Linked DNA regions of Mus musculus: all the other regions are linked to region 2. The links are chromatin loops, found by intact Hi-C in ENCODE. Cell type or tissue: gastrocnemius. All regions are shown on one strand.

Region 1 (8,000 bases), 75 kb after region 2:
TTTATTTTCAAAATCTAATATTTTAATGTCAAAGAGTTTAATAAATGCTTTATAGTATCTTAAAGGGATCTACTTATTGGCTTATAGATTGATCCTAAAACAGCTACCTTATTAGAAAAGGGAAAAACAGGTTTTCTCCACAAAACGCTTCAAAAACATATTAATTCGTGTGACGAGCTGGTAGGTAAGTTGACTCATGTCCTGATTGTATTGACTAAAAAACTAAATTAAATTCATGTTTTAGATCCATCCTTACTTGTCATTTTTCCAGTTTAGACTAGCTTCTAGCCTTTTAACTTTATGGCAATAGTACATCAGAGACTGTATATTCAGACTTAGTAAAATTAGTCATTTAATAGAGTCATAATGATTTTTCTCCTTTCTTCAGTGTGACCAGCCATTCTAACTCAATCTCAGACTGGTCTAATATTCAGTCCAATGTTAGAGATTCCTATATTCTAAATTACCTAGCAAAGTTAATTCAGAGCACATCCCCCACTTCCCCTAGATCCATAACCTCAGAAGGATTGCTGGCCTTACAGCTAGTAGAAAAAGCTATTAAAGAGCAATTGTTCACTTAATACATTAGTAAAATGGAAGGACCCCCTGACTAATGAATAGAAGGGTCCAGATCCAGTTCTAATTTGGGGTAGGGACTCAGTTTGTGTTTTTTCACGAGATGAAGATAGAGCGCAGTGGCTGCCAGATAAATTAATTTGTTAGATGAACACAGATTCTAAATCTTCTAAAGTATCACCTTGAGGACTAAAATTACTCTTTTGCTTAAAAGTCGGCTTGAGGACTCAGGCTCCGAAAAAGCTACTCTCTGAGCCAGCTCCCCAACAGGAGGCCGGAGACTAGCCTCAGCTTTACAGTTTGCATTTAAATAAAGTACCTAGAGTTCCCCAAAAGAAGTTCTGCTTTCCTACTTTCTCACTGTCTTTCAAGATTTTGTCTTTCAAGCAGGTAAATCAACATTCTCGAGGCGGAGCAGTGGATGTACATCCCCGCCCCCCTAGAGCACACAGGTGGCAGCTGTTACCCCCAGTCTCAGGACATTTCCAGCACGTGGTTTTCAGTCTGAGTTAAAAATTTAGGTTTACCTAGAGGGCTAGAAGAGTAGATATTTCTATATTAATAAAGATTGGTTTTTATTTTGATAGACAGGCTTAGCCCCTTAGCTGACCTCTGGCTTTTCACCCTTGCTGTTACTGCAAGGTGTCCTTAGCTCAATAGGCTGTGGAAAAAACAGGGATGAGGAGGAACGACTTCCAGCTCCTATTTTAGCCACAAATCGTGGTGTTACTAACGACATAATTCTTGCTTAGGCTTTGCTAATCCTGAGGTTGATAATTCTCCTTTAGGAGCTGCACAGCACTCAGAACTGTGCATACTGGTTTGTGATTGTACAAATTCAGTATGGGCACCGCTTGGTGCAGAACTACTGCAAGGGAAGGTCCAGCTTGACCATTTCTGAGTTTCCTGTGAGATAAACCCGGTTTAAAAGAGGTTGGTATCATATTTTGGTTAAAAATAAAAAATATTTTCCGGCTCTACCTCGCCTCCCCAAAAGATACCGAGAGCCACATGTGTGGGTTTTACCAGTACCCACGGGAGGAATCGGGTCCATGTCCACCCAAGCCAAGGTTAAAAGCCCACTCATCTACGGATGAGAAAATCATTTGATCACCTCAGTTAAGCGTTGCCTTATTTAACTTAATCAATAGGGGGGAGAGAGATTGGAGACATACTATTGAAAGGGCAAGCCCTTCACTGCCTCCCACCCAAATAAAAAAGCCAATTGGCCTTGTACTACAAGAGCCGGTCGAACTCCTTCTCCCTGTTTCCCACCTATCATCCAAAAAAGCGGAGAAATATCAACTTAGTGTTATTATAGTGTATTTCACATTTGTTCAGTCAAACTTAGCCAAAGTTCCAACGCCCTACTTAAAATTCAACTAGAAAGTTACCTACCAAGTACTAATTAGCATTATAAAGTCAGAGCCTACAGCTCCAGGCTTTTCAGTTAGTTGTTCACTAAGATAAGAAAGGACAGTCTTAAGCCAGATACAGTTTACCATAAGAAAAGTTAAAGAATCCCAGTGAAGCAAGTTTTTTCTTTAGCCCTAGATTCCAGGCAGAACTATTGAGCATAGAAAATTTTTCCCCCCTCAGGCCAGCTTTTTCTTTTTTTAAATTTTGTTAATAAAAGGGAGGAGATGTAGTCTCCCCTCCCCCAGCCTGAAACCTGCTTGCTCGGGGTGGAGCTTCCTGCTCATTCGTTCTGCCACGCCCACTGCTGGAACCTGAGGAGCCACACACGTGCACCTTTCTACTGGACCCGAGATTATTCGGCGGGAATCGGGTCCCCTCCCCCTTCCTTCATAACTAGTGTCGCAACAATAAAATTTGAGCCTTGATCAGAGTAACTGTCTTGGCTACATTCTTTTCTCTCGCCACCTAGCCCCTCTTCTCTTCCAGGTTTCCAAAATGCCTTTCCAGGCTAGAACCCAGGTTGTGGTCTGCTGGCCGGACACAACAATGGATGGATCATGTTGTCAGTAAATTATGTACACAGCTGGGCAGTGGTGGCGCACACCTTTAATCCCAGCACTTGGGAGGCAGAGGCAGGTGGATTTCTGAGTTCGAGGCCAGCCTGGTCTACAGAGTGAGTTCCAGGACAGCCAGGGCTACACAGAGAAACCCTGACTTGAAAAAAAAAAAACAAAAAACCAACAACAACAACAAAAAAGAAATTATGCACACTATAGAAGAAATTATACACACACTGAAGAAAAATACACACTAGCACAAGTATAACACATCCACAAACCATACCTGGAAGTTTATTAAATTAACTGTGCTTCTGAACACACGACCGAGGAAGGAAATAATTTTCACTGTGTATCTTTCTGGTTTGTTATTTTTAAAAATTTGTTATTTTCACAAGAAGCCAAGAGGAAGATAGATACTTTTCAGGTTTTCCCCTCTGGCCAAAACCTTTCTGAGAGAAGATCCCAAACCCACTTAGGAAAGCACCTTCTCACAGTACCCAGGATCTTCACATGACTGGCATCTAGAAATAAACTTTAAGTTATTAGGGGGTTAATTTCCAAGGTTACTTCTGAGCGACAGCCCAGTTCCACAACCGACCTGCCTTATAAACGCTATCAGTTTCTGGAAACCACTTGCTCAGCACAAAGCTCTTCTCCTCAAGTAAACACTCAAGTTAGTTTTTCCTTTTCCATTGTCCCGAGCACGTTACATCCACCCTCCCCGTTACTATCCTCAACCTCAGCCCTTAATGCAACGGCAAGCCCCGTTACCCACACCAGCAGTTGTTGAATGTTAGAAGTCAACCAGCGTTCCCTCTCCCAATTCTCTCGCTAGCTCCAAGTTATAATTTACTTATTTTGTTTTGCTGTTGTTTTGTTTTGGAGACAGGTTCCTTCAAAATAGCCTTGGCTGGCGTGGGACTCGCCAGGTAACTCAAACCGGCCTCTAACTTGGAGCAATTGTTCTGCCTCTGCCCTTCGAGGGGTGCGATGACCGAGGTGCGCCACCACGCCCTGTTATCCGCTGTACTCTGGCTGCCCTCAGACCCGGTCATCCACCCTCATGGACCTGCAATAAGCTGGAGGAGACCTGCTCAAGGGTTCAAAGATAGGAGGTGCAGCTAGGCTCCAACTCAGCAAAAGACGCCCGGAGTGAGGCCGGGAGCCGCCCAGGAGCAGCGGAAGTGGACTTCCCGCCAGTGGAGGTCAAGGCGGGGCGGGGCACGGAGCAAATATAACACATGGTCCTCGCCCAGGCCAGGACACGGAGGAAGCAGACGGAAGGAAGGAGCGGAGCATCTACCTCCGCAGGGCCCACGTCGTCGTCCGAGTTAATACGAACCAGGAGCCCAAGACCACAGTCCGCTACCGAGTCCGGAAAAGGGACGCCAGCTCTTTATCGCGGGACTTCCGGGTTGTTGCCGGAAGCGGAAGTTGATTGAGGGACTAGCGTAGCGGCAGCGTCGCTCTAGACCTCAACCGTGTCACGCTAGTCTATGGTTTTAACTCGCCTCTTCTCCATGCTTCGGGGCCAAGCGCTGTTTGGGCTTCGCCTTCCTCCGCCCGCTGACCCAGTGGTAAAAAGAGAAGAGATGAGCAGGGATTCCTCTAGTCTCCGAGGCCACACCCTGGAACCTCTGATGCCACTCCAGAAAGACGAAAGGGGTAGTGGCTTGTTCCACCTTGGGTGGGGTCACTCCCGCTGAGGCTTGGCGCGGTCTACTGGACAAGCCCAGTGTCCTACTTTGCTTTCTGTTGCTGTGATAAACACTGTGATTTGAAGCAACCCGGAAAGAAAAGAGTTTGTTACAGTTGACACGTTACAGTCACACCACCCGAGGAAACCAGGGCAGGAGCTCGGAGCCGAAGCCAAGGAGGAACGTTGCTTACTGGTGTGAGGGTGGGTTTTTGTTTTGCTTTTCTTTTGGTTTTTTGTTTGTTTTTTTCTTTTTTAAGTCAAAGATATGGCTAGCCTACAATACTCCGCGAATCTCTAACACCTTGTAAAACCTTCATGTAAAGGAATTCAAATATTTTCACCCCCCCTTCCACCTCAACTAGTAAAACTTTTTTTTGGGAAAGCTCTGCTGCATTCCCAGAATGCCCTTGACCCAGAGCAGCCCAGTTGACCACTCTGCCCTTTCCTTCACGTTGATTATGCATTAGCCAATCAGATGAGGTAATCTCTGCCACCAATGGGGTGAGATTAAGTCACCACTTGCCTTAGAATAAAAGCTAAATGAACTTCGTGCCCATGAACTTCGTGCCCCGGTGTGTTTCCTAGCCTGGTTTAGATCCTGGCATAGACACCTTACAAAGAGAAACTGTTTTGCAGAGTTACTTCCTTGTTATTTAAGTGTTTTTTTGTGCAGCTCCACAAATATTCTTTTCCAACACTAGTTTGCTCTCTTGCTTGTTCGGGTTTTTGTTTGTTTGTTTGTTTTTCTAAAATGCCATGTGTATGATTGTTTCCCAGCGTGTATGTCTGTGCACCACAGGCATGCCTGATACCCACGGAGGCCAGAAAACAAGCAGTGGATCCCATGGAAGTGGACTTAAAGACATTGTGAGACACCATGTGGGTACTGAGAATCTAAGCCAGACCATCTGGAAGGCCAGCTCTTAACCTCTGAACCATTTCCCCAGCCAACTTTCTTATACAGCCCAGGACCACCTTCCTGGTGACAGCACTACTACAGTGGGCCTGGACCTACTATATCAGTTAGCAACGAAGAAAACACCTCGGCTGGGAGGTGTTGGCCCAGCACTAGGGAGGCAGAGGTAGGCTGATGTACAGACTGAGTTTCAGGACATCCAGGGCTACACAGAGAAACAGGGGTAGGGGTATGAATGGGAAAAGGGACTAAGACTCTTCCCTCTGGCCCTGTTCTACCTATGGGAACAACGGAGAGCCCCCCCCTCCTCACCTCTACAATCATGTTTCCACCTCCCGCCACACTCAATCTGGTTTCCCTGCCTGCAGATTGGGAGGGTAGACTCCACCCTAGGCTTCCAGCATTCTCTGTGCACTGCTCCAGCAGACGGTAGGGGTTACCCAGGAGGGACACACTTTGCACTAAAGAGTGGGCCTGATTTTGGAGGTTTAGACATTTGTATGAAAGTACAAATGCTGTGGCTCCGTGCAGAATGCCTGCCCCTCACGGTAAGATTTGCACTGCATGCAGAACCCCACAGTCTTGCCTCCCCATCCTCTCCGGGGACTCCTTTCTTCTTGTGATTTTTGTAAACCTGAAGGGATCGACAGCTGGTCCCCAAGTGTGGTTCTCTTTCCTGAGTCCTGTTCACCCAGGTTCCAGCTCAAATGTAGCATCTTCCATGCAGCCCTTACCATTCCCATCTGCTCAGGAGTGTGCCATCTGTCCCTTTTCATCCTCATGACCGACACCAGCCACCTGGGGAGGTTTTGGCTCATGATGGACCACCTCTGCCACAGTGGGTCTGTGAGATAATGCCACGTAGGCCATCTGCATAGATGGCTGAAATGATGATGGAGGTAGGAGGAGGTAACATGGTGATTAGGACTTGGCAGGGTACTAGGTACAGGAAGCCCATAGGAGTATATTCTAGGATGTGGGAGCAGAGACAGAATCAGCTAAGGACCCATATCCTTGTAATTAAGAGAAGAAGGAAGATCTAGAGAGATGACTCAGGGGCAAAAAGCACTTGCTGCTCTTGCAGAGGACATGGGTTTGGTTCTCAGCACTCATAAGGTGGCTCACACTCATCTATAGTTCTAATTCCAAGGAATCTAATACCTTCTTCTGCACCCCTCAGGTACTATGTGCATGTGGCACACATTCATATATACTGAAGATAGAACGTACACCTAGGATAAAAAAGTAAATGTTCTGGTGAGATGGCTCAGTGGGTAAGAGCACCTGACTGCTCTTCCGAAGGTCAGGAGTTCAAATCCCAGCAACCACATGGTGGCTCACAACCATCCGTAACAAGATCTGACTCCCTCTTCTGGAGTGTCTGAAGACAGCTACAGTGTACTTACATATAATCAATAAATAAATCTTTAAAAAAAAAGTAAATGTTTTTAATTTAAAAATATGTTTTTAAAAGATTCATTTATTTTATTTGTATGGGTATCTTGCTTCCATGCATATATGTATATATATATATGCATGTATATGTATATGTATATGTATATATGCGCACCCATGCCATGTCTGGTGCCATGGACCCCCTGGAACTGGAGTTACAGTTGTGTACTGCCATGTGGATACTGGAAATTGAATCAGGATGCTCTGGAAGAACGGCTGAGCCATTTCTCCAGCCCTGAATACACACACATACACACCTACACACACCTTTTTAAAGGCACTCATGTCTTTTTTTTTTTCTTTTAAGAGTTATGCAAGGCTGAAGAGATGGTTCGGAGATTAAGAGCACTGGCTGCTCTTCCAGAGATCCTGAGTTCAATTCCCAGCAACCATCTGGTGGCTCACAACCGTCTATACTGGGTTCTGGTGCCCTCTTCTGGCATGCAGGTGTACATGCATATAGAGCACTCAAACATAAAATAAATAAATCTTTTAAAAAATTATTTTAAAAAGAAGAGTTATGGGCTGGAGAGATGGCTCAGCAGTTACTGACTGCTCTTCCAAAGGTCCTGAGTTCAAATCCCAGCAACCACATGGTAGCACACAACCATATGTAATGAGATCTGATACTCTCTTCTGGTGTGTCTGAAGACAGCTACAGTGTACTTACATGTAATAATAAATAAATCTTAGGCCCGGAGTGAGCGAATCTGGAGCAGAGGTCCTGAGTTCAACTCCTAGCAGCCACATGATGGCTCACAACCATCTGTATAGTTACAGTGTACTCATATACATTAAATAATTAAATAAGTCTTTTAAAAAAGAGTTATGCGCTGGGCAGTGGTGGCACACACCTTTAACCCCAGCACTTGGGAGGCAGAAGCAGGTGAATTTCTGAATTTGAGGGCAGCCTGGTCTACAGAGTGAGTTCCAGGACAGCCAGGACTACACAGAGAAACTCTGTCTCAAAAAACAAACAAACAAACAAAAAAAAAGAGTTATGCATTTATTTATCAGGCATGTGTGTTACTACTGTTAACTGCTGTTATTAGGATTGAATTTAGAGCTGCTAGCTTTGTGCATGCAAGTGCTGTACTGGTATGCTGGTCCCTGCTCTCTCTTGCTCGCTCTTGCTCTCTCATTCTCTTTCCTTTCCTTCTTTACTTTTTAAAAAAGATTTATTTTATTTTAATGTATATGGGTACAATGTAGCTGTCTTCAGAAGACACACCAGAAGAGGGCATCAGATCCCTTTACAGATGGTTGTGAGCCACCACGTGAGTGCTCGGAATTGAACTCATGACCTTTGGAAGAGCAGTCAGTGCTCTTCACTGCTGAGCCATCTCTCCAGCCCCACCTTCTTTTCTTTTTGAAG
Region 2 (8,000 bases):
GCCAATGGGGCAGGCTGAGGATGATCTTGCGATCCTGGCTTTACATGATCTTAAGAGTTACTGTGAAACCTAAACACGATCAGATTACTGTTCATCTCCCCTGATCTTTCCCTCTCCTGAAGATATGCTCTGCCCACTCTGACAGAAGCACCCTGTGTCAGTGGGGACAATCCTAGAAGGCTTTAAGCCAGGCCAGAGCAAGACATCGGGAGCACAGCTCTCCCCTCACCTTCAGTCTTCCAAGGACTTTAGGCCTGAACCTTCAACAAAAACCTGCTTCGGGAGAGCCTGCTGTGCTGTAACCAAATCCAAGGATGTATGACCCAGGTTAGTCCTGCCCCTCAGTGAGCGTTAGTCAAACTCAAGCTGTCCTCTCAGAAACTGAGGGACTGAAGAGAACCCTGTATATAAAACCTTCTCTAACACATGCACGCAAGGACTAGGGATACAGCTTAGCTAACAGTGCATTTGCTTGCCTAGTGTGCACCAGGCTTGGATTCCCAGCACAGCATAAATCAAGCATGGCAGCACATGACTCCTTGGGAGTGGAAGTAGCAGCCTCTGAAGTTATCTATCCACAGCCAGCAGAGACAGCTCAGGTTGTTGGGAGTAATATTCACCTGTAATCCCAGGATCTGAAGACAGAGACAACTGGATCTATGTGATTTCAAGGCCAGCCTTCTCTACATAGTAAGTTCCAGGACAGCCCAAGCTATTAAAATTGGGTATGTGTGTGGGGGAGGGGCGGGAGGGATTAAGAAGGTAGTGTCAACCGGAACCAATGGTATTTAGATCTCCTGGCAGCGCCTCACAGGGCACACTGCTCAATTTGCCCAGGGTAAGTAGGCAGTAGTGCAGAGCAAAACTGAAGAACCATGATCTACAGGAGTCACTTCATGCTAGCTTTTGCTTCTGTAATGGGGTTCTACCACACAAAGCAAATACCCCAAACAGAACCTGGGTCTCTTAAACTCCCAGAGCTTCCTCCAGTGGTGTTGTCAGGGCAGTGGGAGAAGTGGAAGGGAACACCAGGGGGAAAAAAAAGAAAGAAGAAAAAAGAAAGAAAACTTGTGTAGCAGAAAGCCCAACCAGGGCTCAAGCTGTCAGCCAAGGCACAGTCCTGAGCAGCAGAAGCACTAAGTGCAAACTCGGCGGCTGCCAGTTACACTGTTCCCATGGAAGGCAGGCGGGGTGAGGTAGGGGGCAAGGATTACCAGGTACTGTCCACTCTGCTGCAGGTGGGAGGCTGGATCTAACTCCAGTACCTCTATGCCCTCGGTCAATAGGAGAGGGCATCCTTGCAGAAGCGTTCAGAATCGAGCCCCAAATCCCCTTCCACCAGACCAGGACAGTCTTCAGTGCTCCACAAAGGCCACCTCAGGGCTCCAGGGTAAGTCCAAAGCTTCAGGCATATTCCCCACACCTTCAGAAGTAAGTGGAGACAGAAAGAGGCAGGAACTGAGAACGCTCCCTCCCGCGCAGCCCGAGGGCAGGAGCCGACAGACTCCTCTGACCCTACGTGGCAGTGGTGCCCACCCCCTTCACGTCCTGACATAAAGCAATTCTCTACTCTCAGCAAAGCACAGCTACTTCCATCTCACACAGGAAAATGTTTATCTGCCTTGAGTCAGAGACCAAGGGAGCAGCAGAGCCAAACTTAGGCCCTAAGCCTCGGTATGCAATCTGCACAGCACCACGACGTCAAATTGTCTAACTTTACTCTCACTAGCTCCCTGCCCTTCTCCTCAGGGATGAGACAGGGTCACGCAAACCCAAACAAAGTTTGAGTTCCTCTGTTAGGAAAGATGCAGCTCCATTCTCCTGTCTGTCATCTTAATTCAGAACAAACAAATTTAGAAAGGGATGGAGACAGGTTTTTAGAACCAAATCTCCATCCTTGGGTACTCACCGAGGCCCAGCCTCCCAAGAACTAGAGTTGCATGGCTACACCACTACACACAAAGTCACTTCAAGATACTGAAAAACTGGAAACTCGTCTTTCCCCTTTTCCCCAGTGCTGAGAATCAAACCCAGGGCCTTGGGAAAGCCAGGTGACTGCTTCCCACTTAGCCACACCCTCAGCCCTCAACACGCTAAGCCAGTGGCTCTCAACCTTCCTAATGCTTTGACACTTTATATTCCTTATGTTGTGGTGAGCCCCACCCATAAAACGATGTGTTGCGATTTCATAACTATAATTGTGCTGTTATGAATCATACTTTTGGATATAGAGGTCTGTCAAGGGGCTTGCGATCTACAGGTTGAGAACCTCTGCTCTGAGTCATGAAGAGAAAGGGGGCCTTACTCTTGTGCTAGCCCTAAAGCACCTTTCCCATACCTTCCCTGTTCCAATGCTTTGTTGGCTGGCCCTGGCCACTGCTGAGATGCTAAGGATACAGTTTTCAGCCGTACGATTAGTCACACAGATTTCACTTCTACAGAATACTCGCCAAACCCGCAGGTTCCAAATCAGACAGACCTACTATGCTCTGACTCTGGCGGCGGGCAGGAGGCCCTCTGTCAGTGAGGATTATCCACTTCACAGGCTGTTACAGACATCGGTGTGATGCACGGTCCGCACTCAATCAGCACAGCTATCATCCCACCCAGCAAACACGTGGCAGTTCTTTTATGGCCCTCTGAGAGCCAGCGCTTCACTGTGCACACCTGTTCCCATAATATGCTGGCGCAGGACTGCTGGCTACCTCTCAACACGCCCAGCCTCTCCCATCCTTAGAAATCCTTAGCCGTGCACCTAACTCATGCACCTACATACACTCATATATCACATTATTACCGCATGCCAATTATAAAAACAACAAAATGTCACTGTTGGGGAGCAGCTGGGCAAGCAACTACCACTGAGCTTTGCCCCAGCCCTGAAGCATCATTTTCTGCAGAAGCTTTCCTGCTTTATTCCACCCCGCTTATCCACAGCTAACCCTGATTTCTCCTGCACTTATTCAGTACTCCCCTGCTTCCTTTCATTCTATGACAGCTTTCATCCCAGTTTCTATCTCAAAGGCCTCTCGGCAACTTTCTACACAAAAGCCATTTGGGAGCTGTCTGGTATTTAGTATAACTTCTTACTCACTCCTTCCAGAGGATCCTTTTGCTAGCCAACCTGAGAAAGATGGTCCTTGTCATTCTGAGACACAGAAAACCACACAGCTTGTCTGATCTTCACACACTGACTATCCAAGGACATCAAAAAGGACAGAAACCATCTCAGAGAGCCAGATCTCTGGAACTCATCAAGAACTACATACTGCACACATGATGTGCTTGTATGAAATGCGTTAGGGAGAAATAACCACCCCTCATCTCAGGCTCATCCTAAGAAAGTGAAACTGGTAATATTCTTCTCAAGAAAAACAAAAAACAACAAAAAAAACCACACTGAATCTGGGGCTGGGGTTCCTGCTCAATTGGTAGAGCGCTCCTCATCTACCATGTACAAGCCCCCAAGTGTGATCTTCGGCACTGCGTTAAGTGTGGCAGTCCAACCCTATAATCACAGCGTGCAGGAGAAAGAAATCTTTCTCAGCTATATAGAAAGTTCAAGGTCAGCACAGGATCCAAGAGACCTTGCCTGCAATTCATGAGCTCTGCCTCAAGAAAGAACAAACGAGTCAATAGCTGGCCAGAGGAAATATGAAGTATCTGACACACACACCAGTGGTGCCAGTCTGTGTGTACCATGTGTGGTCCCCTGCAATGCAACTCTACAAACTACTTATAGTGCACAGCAGGGGCTATGGTCTCACTACCGAAGTATCAAAGGTATTCATAACACTGTCCCAAGACTGTATAGCAGTCAAGGCTCTGCACAATTTCCCTAAGTTAGAAGTTCCATAGATTTTATAACTTGATAGTCTGTGGAATTTCTAGACTAAGTCTTAACTTCTTGAAGAATTCACTAGTTTTCCCAGTGCAGCAAGGTACTATAAAGTCAGCTCCATGACTTTCTGTCATTGATTCAAAAAAAAAAAAAGAAAAAGAAAAAGAAAAATCCCAGTAAGGAACTGGTATCCAAATTAGAGTGTAATCTGGAGTGAATTGTCAGAGTTTTAACCTAAATTTACCACTAGATGGAGCTAATCTCAACCATCTAAGAAACTCTTGTCAAAAACTGGCACCAAAATTTAAAATCTCTCTCTATAATCGTTTTGAAGCACTAGACAGTGTGGTATTAGCACAGGCCTTTCCGAAGCTCTGAACTCATGACCACAAAGCACAAATGAAGCTTTTCAGTTTTAGGCTTAGAGCTCACTAACAACCCTCTATTTTCTGCCTCTAGAACTGGCCCAATACCTCATTTATAGCTAGCTAACCACAGTCAAGACACGGGAGCTCAGACTCTACCATAATCAAATACTAATTGATTGTCAAACTAACCCACAAAAGTGGGCACTACTGTTAAATTCCTTACAGCTAAAACTCAACCCTACACCAGGCAGTGGTGGTGTACAACTTTTAAGAGACAGAGGCAAGGAGCTGAGTTCAATGCCAGCCTGGTCTACAGAGCAAGTCTCAGGACAGCCAGGGCTACACAGAGAAACCCTCTCTCAAAAAGCAAGCAAGCAAGCAAACAAAAAACTCAGCCCTAAATAATAATAAAATTCAATGGGGAGACCATGAACAACAGGACAAAGCAGCCGTTGTTTCAATACTTTTCCCAGAAGCCCACCTTGGCTTAATGAGGACAGTTTCCACTCATATTCATCTCTAACATTAATCACCTGGAATCTGCTACTGAGTTCCCTCTGCAGGGTGAACTGAAATATTACTGAGAAGAAAATAATACCGACTTCCCAAATAAAAGTCTAGACAAGCGCACCATCAGGTACTACAAAGTGCTTTTGCTAAAAGCACTCACTTCACACTCGCTCCCAACTCAAACAGGGCAGAGGTCGGCCGACCTTCACCCTACCCAGTTTCCAGGTCAAAACGCTGCCGAACTCTACTCAGAAGCACCCTAGTCTCTGTCTGTCTGGCCTACCAGCGGTACGATCTCATTCTCCTTGGAGGCTTAAGACACAAAGAGTAACTGAGACGCCTCGCTGTCAGCTTTTACAGCGTCCTGTTCCAGACCCCCATAAAGGCACCTGGAAGTCTTCAGTCACTGTCATAAACCAGCAGTTACTTTGGACTGCAGACCATCAGCGCCTGCCAAACAGATCACACCAGGATGAGATCATCCCTAGCAGGGGCCATCAACTCTGGGAACCAGAACAGGGCCTCAGGTATTAACTTCACCAAATCACCCAGCAGAACCTGACTCACTGACCAATCAGACCACACCTTGACCAAAAGCTTAATTATGCATCCCTCCCTACCTCCCAACTCTTCCTATTTCTTTAAAGCTTCAGTCATTACACGCCCCGCCTCCCCCGTCCCCCTTACCACCTCCCTGCCCCGCCAAGCCCCCAGGATGGACTTGGAGTCAACATACCCCTTTTCAGTATTTACCAACATGGCCTTGCTAACTTTCTTTTTTCACTATTCATACCTTTGGTTGGTATATGGGGGTGGGGGTGTTGAATGGCTGAGATTAACATATTGGGCCTCCCGGTATCAGATTGAATACTCCAGGGAAAGTAGTCTAACAATAAGCATACATAGAGCTACTTTACAGGCCAGAGGGCAGCTCCTTAGGATGAGCACTTCAGCTTATCTGCCTACAGACAGTGGCCAGGGGCTAGAGCTCACAGGAAATGCTGCTGAATAGGATGCCTTTGATTCATACTCTAATAGGTAATGGAGTATTCACCTTTACCTTCAAAACCTGTCCTTTCTATTTCAGAAGAAGAACGCAATGCAGACCCATGACACACTTACTGCAGGGTTTTCTTTACATCCTGGCCACATTAGTCTGCACAATTATTTTAAACCTCCCCTATTAAACATATATTTCAGTCTTCCTCCAACACAGGACTCTAATGTATATTATCTTTAATAGGCAAGTATCTACTGTCTCTCGAGTTCTCAATGGTGCACTCCAGTGAAAGTAGTCTCTAACAATAGCATACTTTACAGGCCACAGACAGTCGCTCCAGAGCAGCTCATTAGGATCACCACCTCATGAAAGAAAGGCTTATGTGTGCCTGAGGGTCAGTGATTCCTATGGAGAGCAGAGTGTGGCCGGGGACCATCCTGTCAATAGCTGGCTCTAATGTCCACACTACCCAAAGGCAGCAAGACAGTATGAAGCGAGTCCAGGAAAAGGATGTGGAAAGCAGTGCTCAGCACTGAGGAGTCTGGGGTTGCCCTATTACTCAAACCTGGAGCCAAGAACTTGAAGGTAAACACTGATGACGGAAGGTCAGAGATGTGGGCCCAGATGCAATACAGTTGTGTAAGGTGTCTAAACTGCCTCTTTTTCTTCACCACACACAGAATTAGCAGATTACATAAACTACAAAATATAAAGACTGTGGAAGGACCACAGAACTGCTTGGCCACCTAGCTGTCCTTAAGCCTGTTTTAAACTCTCCTTCCTAAAGTAACAACCACCTCAGCAGAGGAGGAGCTTTGCTCCATAGTTTAGAGCACTAGCTACACCTTCAGGGACCTAGGTTCAACTCCTACTACCCATTCCTCCAGTCCCAGGGTGATCTGACGCCCTCTTCTGGCATCCCCAGACACTACACGCATGCAGTGCACAGACACATATGCAGGCAAAACACCCAAACATAAAAATATGAGAAACTGGATGTGATAGTGCACGCCTTTAATCCCAACAGTTGGGAGGCAGAAGCAGGAGGAATTCTATGTATTAAGGTCAGCCTGGTCTACAAAGCAAGTTCCAGGCCAGCCAGAGCTATACAATGAAAACCTTGTTTCAAAAAAAAGGAAAGAGAAAGAAAGGGAGAGTGGGGGGAGACAAGATTACTAGTGCAGTTACACTGTCCTTCAAAGTCCTATGGGGGTTGAAAATGGCCTACATACCAATCATGCCTTCCAGATGACTATGGGTACTACAGCACACACAGCAAACAGAGTGAACAAAGCAACCTATGCGGTATCCAGATGAAACCCTTTAACCTGCCTGCTTACACAGACACTGCTTGACACTCATTCTCCAGTTTCTCCAATGTGAGACATGGCCTCACTAAACATGGGAAATAAATGTGTCATGGTATGCACACAAGCAAGCCTTTGGCTGGACTGAGAGCAGTTCAAAGTAGGATGAGACCACATGGTCATTCAAGAAGAGGTAGCTGTTAAAACTGTAAGGGAAAGAAACTTCCAACTAGCAGGCGTTAGCTACTTGATTCTCTGCTATATTCTACAGTGAAGTAAGCATTTTGTTTTATTGTTTTGTTTTGTTTTTTTTTATAGGGAGAATCTATGTAGCCCTGGCTGTGCTGATACTGTGTAACCAGGCTGGCCTCATACACAAATCTGCTTCCTGGGATTAAAGGTGTACACCATGCACAGCTTGCATAAAGTACTTTTGAATACACTATTAAATTACCAAATAATTGAGAAATAATGAACAGCATTTTGAGTTATCTTATTAGCATCTTTTTTGCATCCTCCAAGCAACAGAATGAGAAAATTCAAATGTATGTTGAGTGTGGCCCCCCCTCCCACCCACAACATGCTGCAGCCCTTGAGAAGTCCACTCATGGGTAGTCATTGCTCTCTAGAGCTAGGTCTGGGATAAATACAGAGCCCAACCTGAACCTGGAGGTGTGTGCAAACACTCCAACAGCAAGAGGATAAACACTATAGTAAACGACTGTCCTTGCAGTTTACACATGAAACGAAGCTTTTAAGAGGTGGGGGCACTTTGCAAAGACTCACAGAAATGCCTTAAGCAGCAGTGGAAACACACACACACTCTCGTGGAGATATCCAGTTTTTCTGTGTAATTACGTCGTCCTATGCTCTGAAGCTGGGTGAGCACCGGGAATGGTTGACAGAGAACAAGGAAACCTAAACCAGGAGTGGGACTGGAAGCCCCTTTCCTCATATCAGAGCCTGATGAATCG
Region 3 (8,000 bases), 64 kb after region 2:
TTAAGGTTTTTATTACATTTATTAACTTATTCATATGAGTGTGCATTTGTACCATGTTGCTCACCTCTCTCTTTCCATCCCGAGAGTCCAGGCCATCGGGCTTGGTACCGATGAGCTATCTCGCAGGCCCTCCTAAGTTGCTTACATCAGAGACTTTGATTGTAGCCACAGGAACAGAAACCAAGTCACCATGTGTCTATATTCTAGCGCCTAGACAAGTCCCAGAAACACAGGAGTCTTGCACAGACATCAGCAAGATGAGTGCTACTCCACGCCCAAGCAGAAAGCCAGCCTCAAGTGAAGCCAGGCTTGCAGCAGATCTTCAGGCCCAAAAGTCATGGTGGCCACCAGGGCAGAAAGGTTTCTCTAGAGTGAGGAAGTAGCTACTGTCCACTCTGCCGGCCACAGCCACGGCTGTGTCGGCTGCTGACCAGACAGAAGACAGGAAGACAAGGCTGATCTGCATTGTGGGCAGGGCAGGGCAGGGCAGGGCAGGACAGGCAAGCAGGCTTCAGAGCAAGTCCCGCACAGGAAGACAAGCAGAACAAAGGGATTGGAAATGTAACAAGAGCAAATGTGACATGGCGCTACCTAGGCTGGCTCACCTCTGGTGACCCTGCTTTCTGCCCTTCTCACTCAGAGAAACTTAACTGCTCCTAGTTTTAAAATCTAAGGCCGGGACTGATCCTGTTGGGCAGTTAGAGCTCAGCCACCAGGGAAGCCAGGGCTCCTGTTTCCTGAGTGTTCACCCTCTTTCCTCAAAGGCAAGATTCCTAAGAACTAAACTGATCTGTTGCCACGGGACAGTTTCTGTTTTGTTTTGCTTGAGTCAGGGGTTTTCAGTTAGCCCTACTTGACCTTGAAGTTGCCTGTCTCTGCCTCTATAGAATTGGGATTTCCTGTGTATGAGCCACCAGTATCCATTATGATACTGTTTGTAAAGGGCCAAACTTTACTTGGGAGGCCGAGGCAGGAGGATTCCTGCAAGTTTGAGGTTAGCCTACTTTACATTAGGTATTCTAGAACAGGTAGGGTTGCATAATGAGACCTTTTCAAACACACACACACACACACACACAGACACACACATACACACACACACACAGACACACACACACACACAGACACACAGACACACACACACAGACACACACACACACAGACACACACACAGACACACACACACAGACACACACACACACACACACACACACAGACACACACACACACAGACACACACACACACACAGACACACACACACAGACACAGACACACACATAGACACACAGACACACACACACAGACACACACACACAGACACACACACACACAGACACACACACACACAGACGCACACACACAGACACACAGACACACACAGACACACACAGACACAGACACACACACACACATACACACACACAGACACACACACACAGACACATACACACACACAGACACACACACACACAGACACATACACACACACAGACACACACACACACACAGACACACACAGACACACACACACACAGACACACACACACAGACACACACAGACACACACACACACAGACACACACATACACACACAGACACACACACAGACACACACACACACAGACACACACACACAGACACACACACACACAGACACACACACAGACACACACACACACACAGACACACACACACACACACAGACACACAGACACACAGACACACACACACACACAGGGTGAGGTGGGAGTAAGGTCTTAATATTTCCAGGGTGAGGTGGGAGTAAGGTCTTAATATTTCCAGGGCACTGGAAATGAGCTACTAATGGTTACAGAAGGTTCCGTTCATACCAAAAACAGAAAATCATGAGCTCCAAGTTAACAGGAGTCAGCTGGAGAAACAAGCAGCAAACACCCAGGACAAGCAGCGGGCTCACTGTCCCAACAAGAGGACAAAGGGACTCTCAGCATTCAGTCCCAAGTTTCCTTAGCTAAGAAAGCAGCCCAGCCACACAGTCACAGCCTGGGGAATGTTTATCGCAACCTTCAAAGCCAAGCTCCAAGAAGACAGCGGCTCAGATTTCTCATAGCCACGGTAGGATCTTGCGTCAAAGGGAGCCTTTGGTGTACCTCTCTGGAGCAGAGGCACGGCAAGCTGAAACAAGCGTTTGTCAGAGATTCTGACTCCAGGGCAACATCTTGGACACCTGAGCTCTGAGCACTGAGGCAGCAGCTTAGAGACGCCTCTGTGCCAGCATTTCCACCATCTCTTCCCTTGCTGTCGGGTCTCAGCCACTGTTCAGCAGATTACAGGAGATCACTAAGGACAGTCCCAGGCCCGGCTGCAGAACCACAGTAGACCATCCTGAGGATGGGAGATGTGGATTTTGGGACCGGGGGGGTGGGGGGGGGTGGGGGGTGCGGGTATGACTTCCTTGTCATGGTCTCAAAATCCTCAACAGTCTTCGTCAAGGCTCTCGGGTAGAACCTGGACCTGGGAAGCCAGCATCAGGACGACTTCTGACTCTTCAGCCACCTTGTCATTTGGCCATGACCTCATTTGACCATCTGGACTGCTCTTATTTCTTGAGTCTCCATCCTAGAACTGGGGCAGGGGTAGGGGTAGGGCGGGGGGTGGGGGATGCATTTCAGATTCCAAAGCACAGAGCACAGAGCAGAGCAAAGTGGAGGTCAACAAGAGCAGACCAGAAGGGCTGCTGAGCCACCCTCCTCTCTTGGATCTGTACCCCGGCCTGATGGGGTTTATTCATAAAGCCACCACAAAGTCTATTTTTATTTCGCTGCTTGCTGAATCATTAGAGGCAGTTGAGAAAATGTGTTAATCCTGGCTGAGAGCTGGAGGTTTTTAAAGTGCAAAGGAAGACGAACGATGACCTTTTTGTTAGTTTGTTTGTAGCCAGGGTCTCATTAAAGAGAGGCACATTTGCCACTGTGCCTCCCTTAAGAATCCTGGCCTTGCTAGCAACTTGTACCCATTTCTCCCTCCTACTATGCTAAGTTTAACACTAGGTTAAGGGAAAAAAAAAAAACCTAACAAAACAAAAAACCACCCCACATGGATAGAAGTATGAAAATCAAAGCCAGAAATTGTGGCACACACTTTTGATCCCAGTACTCAGAGGCAGAGGTAGAGGCAAGTGGTGGATCTCTGAGTTCGAGGCCAGCTTGAGCTACAGAGGAAGTTCCAGAACAGTCATATCTACATACAGAAAGTGTCTCAAAAAACAAAACAAAAAGATGTGTGTGTGTGTGTGTGTGTGTGTGTGTGTATACACATGCACGTGAGACACTGCAAATTTGTGTGCAAACCCAAAAAGGCCAGAAGAGGGCATCATATCTCCTGTCTCAGATAGTTGTAGGCAAGGGTACTAGGCATTCTCTTAACTCTGAGCCAACTCTCCATCCTGATCTTGAACTTCTCTGATCCTGCCCCAAGCTCCTGTGGAGCTCAGAGCTTCCTGTACTAGGCCAGCACTCACTCCCTTAGCCTCCCTCCCATCTCCTTCCCCAAGCCCTTGTAAGGGAACATTGTTGGCCAGGTCTGAGATAACGTGATGAAAGGAGGAAATGTTCTATTCACTTACATCCACTTACATCTACTTGGCTGTTCTTTGTTCTTGTTTTAACTGTTCTCCAGCTGTTTTGTGCTGGAAGAACGGCAAGAGCTTATAATAAACAAATCAATCAGTCAGTCAATCAACAAACCCCTGCCATTGAGACCATCCGGATGTTTCAGAGGTACAGGTGCTCGCCACCAAGCCTGACAATTGGACCCACATGGTGGAAGAAGAGAACTAACTCCCATTAAGTGGTCCTCTGATTTCCACACACAAACTGTGACACCCCCATGTGTGTGAGCATGCACACACACACAACAACACATACATACACACACACACACACACACACACACCACACACACATACATAAATACGGTTTTAAAAAGCATAGCTTCTATAGTGATGCTGTTTTTCAAATCATGTCTTTCATTCACATGGCCCCAATGAACTACCCACTCCCTAATCTTCATAGCAGGAATGCTGGCATTTAAAATTCCTTCTCCCTCAGACAGTTGCTCAGGTTTGTTTCCTAGGCAACAATTGACACAGTCAAAAATCATTAACAGTGGCTAGGCCTGGTGGCCCACGCTGATGGCCCTGGCCTTTGGAGGACAGAGGGAGGAGATCAAGGCCATCCTCTGCTACACAGGCCAGCCTTTGCTACAAGGGACCCTGTGTCCAAAACAAACTGGCCAGCCATGGTAATCCCTAGTGGATCTCTGTGAGTTTAAAGCCAGTCTGGCCTGCACATGAATTCCAAGTCAGGTAGGACTACACAGTGAGACTCTGTCTCACTGTCATAGTTTCTCATTTGGTGCTGTGACGAAAGATTCAATTTTTAAGGCTGGGCATGGTGGGGTACACCTTAAATCTCAACACTCAGGATAGAGGCAGAAGATAGATCTCTATTAGTTCAAGGCCAGCCTGGACTACAAAGCTCAGAATAGACGGGCTGTTTCATGGTCAAGGGTTGTCAGGGTCCTGGTGTCTCTTCATAGCAATACAACCCTAAGATAGGCAGTCAATGCTCTTAAACACTGAGTCATCTCTCCAACTCCATATGATGAAATAATCTGATAGGAGCTGGAGAGATGGCTCATCGGTTAAGAGCACTGACTGCTCCTCCAGAGGTCCTGAGTTCAAATCCCAGCATCCACATGGTAGCTCACAACCATCTGTAATGAGATCAGATGCCCTCCTCTGAAGGCAGCTCCAGTGTACTCCTATACATGAAATAATTCTTTTTTAAAAAAGTAAGCCTTAAAAAATATTCTGATGAAAGCAACTTAAGGAGAACCATGTTCTGGCTTGTGGTTCAAGGGTCCATCCATCACTGTGTGTAAGTGGAGGCTGCAGGAGCATGAAGCAGATGGTGACATCTTAGTCACAATCAGAAAAAGAGCAGTGAATGCAGGCTGTCCAGAATTCCAGACAGAGGACAGTGCTGTCCATTGTGTCCATCTTCCTACCTCTATTAAGGCAATGAAAATAATCCCCACTGACATGCTCAGAGACTCACCTCCCAGGTGACCCTAGATTCTGTCAAGCTGACACTTAACATTAACCATCATAGTTACTAATACTCACTACCTGTCCTGCATTAAGTACTTTTTTAAAAAAAGATTTACTTATTTATTATATGTAAGTACACTGTAGCTGTCTTTAGACACACCAGAAGAGGGTGTCAGGTCTCACTGTGGATGGTTGTGAGCCACCATGTGGTTGCTGGGACTTGAACTCAGGACCTTCAGAAGAGCAGTCAGTGCTCTCACCCACTGAGCCATCTCTCCAGCCCATTAAGTACTTTTTAAAAATTTGTATGTGTGTGAGTCCATACCTACATGAGCACACATTGGCCCTCAGAGACTAGAGGCATCAGATTGCCCCAGAGCTGAAGTTACGATATACACATGGTTGCCCAGAGTGAACACTGGGAACTGAACCCAGATCTGCAAGAGCAGTCAGTACAGGCTCTTAACGGTTCGCCAGTCCCAGCGGACCACTTCTTAGCCCCTGGTGTTACTAAGCTGCTCTTGAGTTTCCCTGACCCACTTTCTGAAGTTTGAATTGATTCTAGTCCCCATTCTTGGATATTCCTGGAACACAGGACAGACAGTTCTCATTATCTGGCCTTAGCCCACTGAGCAGAGTGGGCTCGTTCCTCCTAAAGTTGTGAGTAATCTGGAATGAGAGGCAGAGGCAGGGCAGAGGGCTCCTTCTTAGATTACATCTCTCATTTGTTATGTGAGGGTATCTGTGGAGGCCAGGGGACAGTTTTGGGGAGCTTGTTCTCTCTGTCTAGCATGCAAGTTCCAGGGGCTGAACTCCCCTCGTCAGGCCTGGCAGCAGGCGCCCTCACCCACTGAGCTGGCTCACCAGCCTGTGGGTACTGCTAGTTTAAAAGTGGTCTGTGTGGCTAAAGAGATGCTCCTCCAGCTTCAGGGGGTATCTGATGCCTCTGGCCTCCGAGGGCATCTGCACAACTATGTACATACACACATAAATAAAATAAAATTAAACCCACACAAATCGTTTTAAAAGGTGAAGTGAATTAAGTAAAAATCTAAAACAAAAATTTTTTAAATGTAAACTCAAAGAATGGCTTGTATTGCTGAGGGAGTCATGGGTTGGAAACTTGGTTCCCAACAATGCTAGGAGAGACCTTTAAGAGGTAGGGCCTGGCCAAATGTAATGGTACATCCTGTAACCCCAGCGCCCAGGAGGTAGAAGCAGGAGGATTAAAAGTTCCAGGTCAGTCTCCACTTCATACCAAGTTGAGGACAGCCTGAGCTTAAAAAATTGCATAAAGATAATAAGGCCTGGCAGACAATTAGGTCACTGCGTATGGCACTACCCTTAGGTAGGATTAATGCTACTTTCCTGGAAATGGTTGTCTTAACTGTTTTGAGACTGTGTCTGTAGTGCAAGCGGGTCTCAGACTGACTTTGTAGCAGAGATGACCTAGAACTTCTGATCCTCTGCCCTTCCCCAAGTGCTAAGACTGCAGCCTTCGGCTAGCACGCCCACTTCGGCTAGCACGCCCACTGCAACCTTCGGCTAGCACGCCCACTTTATGCAGTTCTGGGATCAAAACCTCTCCTGGATACTGGTTAATCACTCTACCATAATTGAGCCACGTTCCTGCTACAGCTTGTTCTTTATTATCTATTTGTTTATTGTTTCCTTTTTTAAAAAGATTTAGCCGGGCGTGGTGGCGCACGCCTTTAATCCCAGCACTCGGGAGGCAGAGGCAGGCGGATTTCTGAGTTCGAGGCCAGCCTGGTCTACAAAGTGAGTGCCAGGACAGCCAAGGCTACACAGAGAAACCCTGTCTCAAAAAAACCAAAAAAAAAAAAAAAAAAAAAAAGATTTATTTGTTTTATGTATATGAGTACAGTATAGCTGTCTTCACACACACCAGAAGAGGGCATCAGATCCCATTACAGATGGTTGTGACCAGTCTGGCCTCAAACTCAGAAATCCACCTGCCTCTACCTCTCGAGTGCTGGGATCAAAGGTATGCGCCACCATGCCCGGCATGAACCTCTTTTTTAATAAGGTGTTTTGGGTCTGATATTTTTATAGTCAGAAGATAAAACAAAACAGCACCATGGGGATTTTAGATTAAAAAAAAATTATTTAGTCACCGAAAGGGTGAATGAAATCGGTAGGAAAATAAGATTCTCGGGTACAACCTAAGTGTCCATCAACTGGTAAATCATTAAAGTGCTATTAGCTATTCAGAGGAATTCCATGCAGCCCTGCAACAAATGAAGGAAAGCCCACAAGGCTACACCACCCACAGCATATCAGGACATAAACATACAGACCAAGAGCTCGATGAAACTGTCAGGTGTTAGCAACCAGCCATCTCTACAACCTGCCCCTAGGAACCAAAGGACATTCCAATTCCCCAAACCCCAAAGGCGTCCATATCCAGGAGTGAGCTCAGTCTGGACTCTAGGAAGATTTCTGGTGGGTAGTAAAAGCCAGCGTTCCCCAGGAGCTCCCGGATCTGGTTCCCATCTACCAAAGGGATGCCCGGGGGATGGGATCCCTGGCTCCCTTGGAACCGGCAGTAGGTTTGTATGACTACCTGTGGTGCCTATCAGCAGAGTGTGTGCTGGCCTCCAGGCCCCTCAGTATCTCAAGTACCTGTTACACGTTTCAAAGGCCACACTAGTATCCTACCTTCCCTCCAGTTCCCTTCCCGCAGCTACTCATTATCCTTAGAACCCTGCTATTCTTGATATGCTCATGTTCTGTGTCTGTGTCTCTCTCTCTTTCCTCTACGCCCTGCCCTAGCCACAGTTTATAGGCTGTGCTCAGTCTACTTCTTTCTCTCTGCTCTGGACTCTTCCACAGGCCTCTGGCTGTTCTCTCTCTATTATCTATAATAAAAACCTTCCCCTTAACCAT

What was found. Peaks named below come from ENCODE experiments on the same cell type or tissue, not always from the same donor. Only the 100,000 strongest peaks of a DNase experiment are listed, where the experiment ranks them.
Region 1: it touches region 2 in a loop (4-fold over the local background); 19 of 42 quality-filtered maps call a loop at or near these places.
Region 3: it touches region 2 in a loop (2.1-fold over the local background); 6 of 42 quality-filtered maps call a loop at or near these places.

The regions. Positions count from the first base shown.
Region 1 is chr4:137,384,449-137,392,448 of GRCm38, forward strand. It overlaps Gm52681 (a long non-coding RNA gene), which reads left to right and starts at 2,697. Exons shown (of 3, transcript XR_003955130.1): 1 at 2,697-4,455; 2 at 5,032-5,336; 3 at 6,351-6,608. In gastrocnemius, a CTCF peak has its summit at 7,074 (motif pointing left); DNase peaks (open chromatin) are centred at 3,771, 4,050, 4,205 and 5,963; H3K4me3 peaks cover 2,611 bases; H3K27ac peaks cover 3,228 bases.
Region 2 is chr4:137,309,599-137,317,598 of GRCm38, forward strand. No RefSeq gene overlaps it. Among named protein-coding and RNA genes, the nearest start is that of Wnt4, 36 kb to the left of the region's middle. In gastrocnemius, CTCF peaks have their summits at 4,093 (motif pointing right) and 6,644 (motif pointing left); no DNase peak of the experiment used is centred here; H3K4me3 peaks cover 802 bases; H3K27ac peaks cover 5,007 bases.
Region 3 is chr4:137,373,475-137,381,474 of GRCm38, forward strand. No RefSeq gene overlaps it. Among named protein-coding and RNA genes, the nearest start is that of Gm52681, 9.7 kb to the right of the region's middle. In gastrocnemius, a CTCF peak has its summit at 3,345 (motif pointing right); no DNase peak of the experiment used is centred here; H3K4me3 peaks cover 1,398 bases; H3K27ac peaks cover 5,165 bases.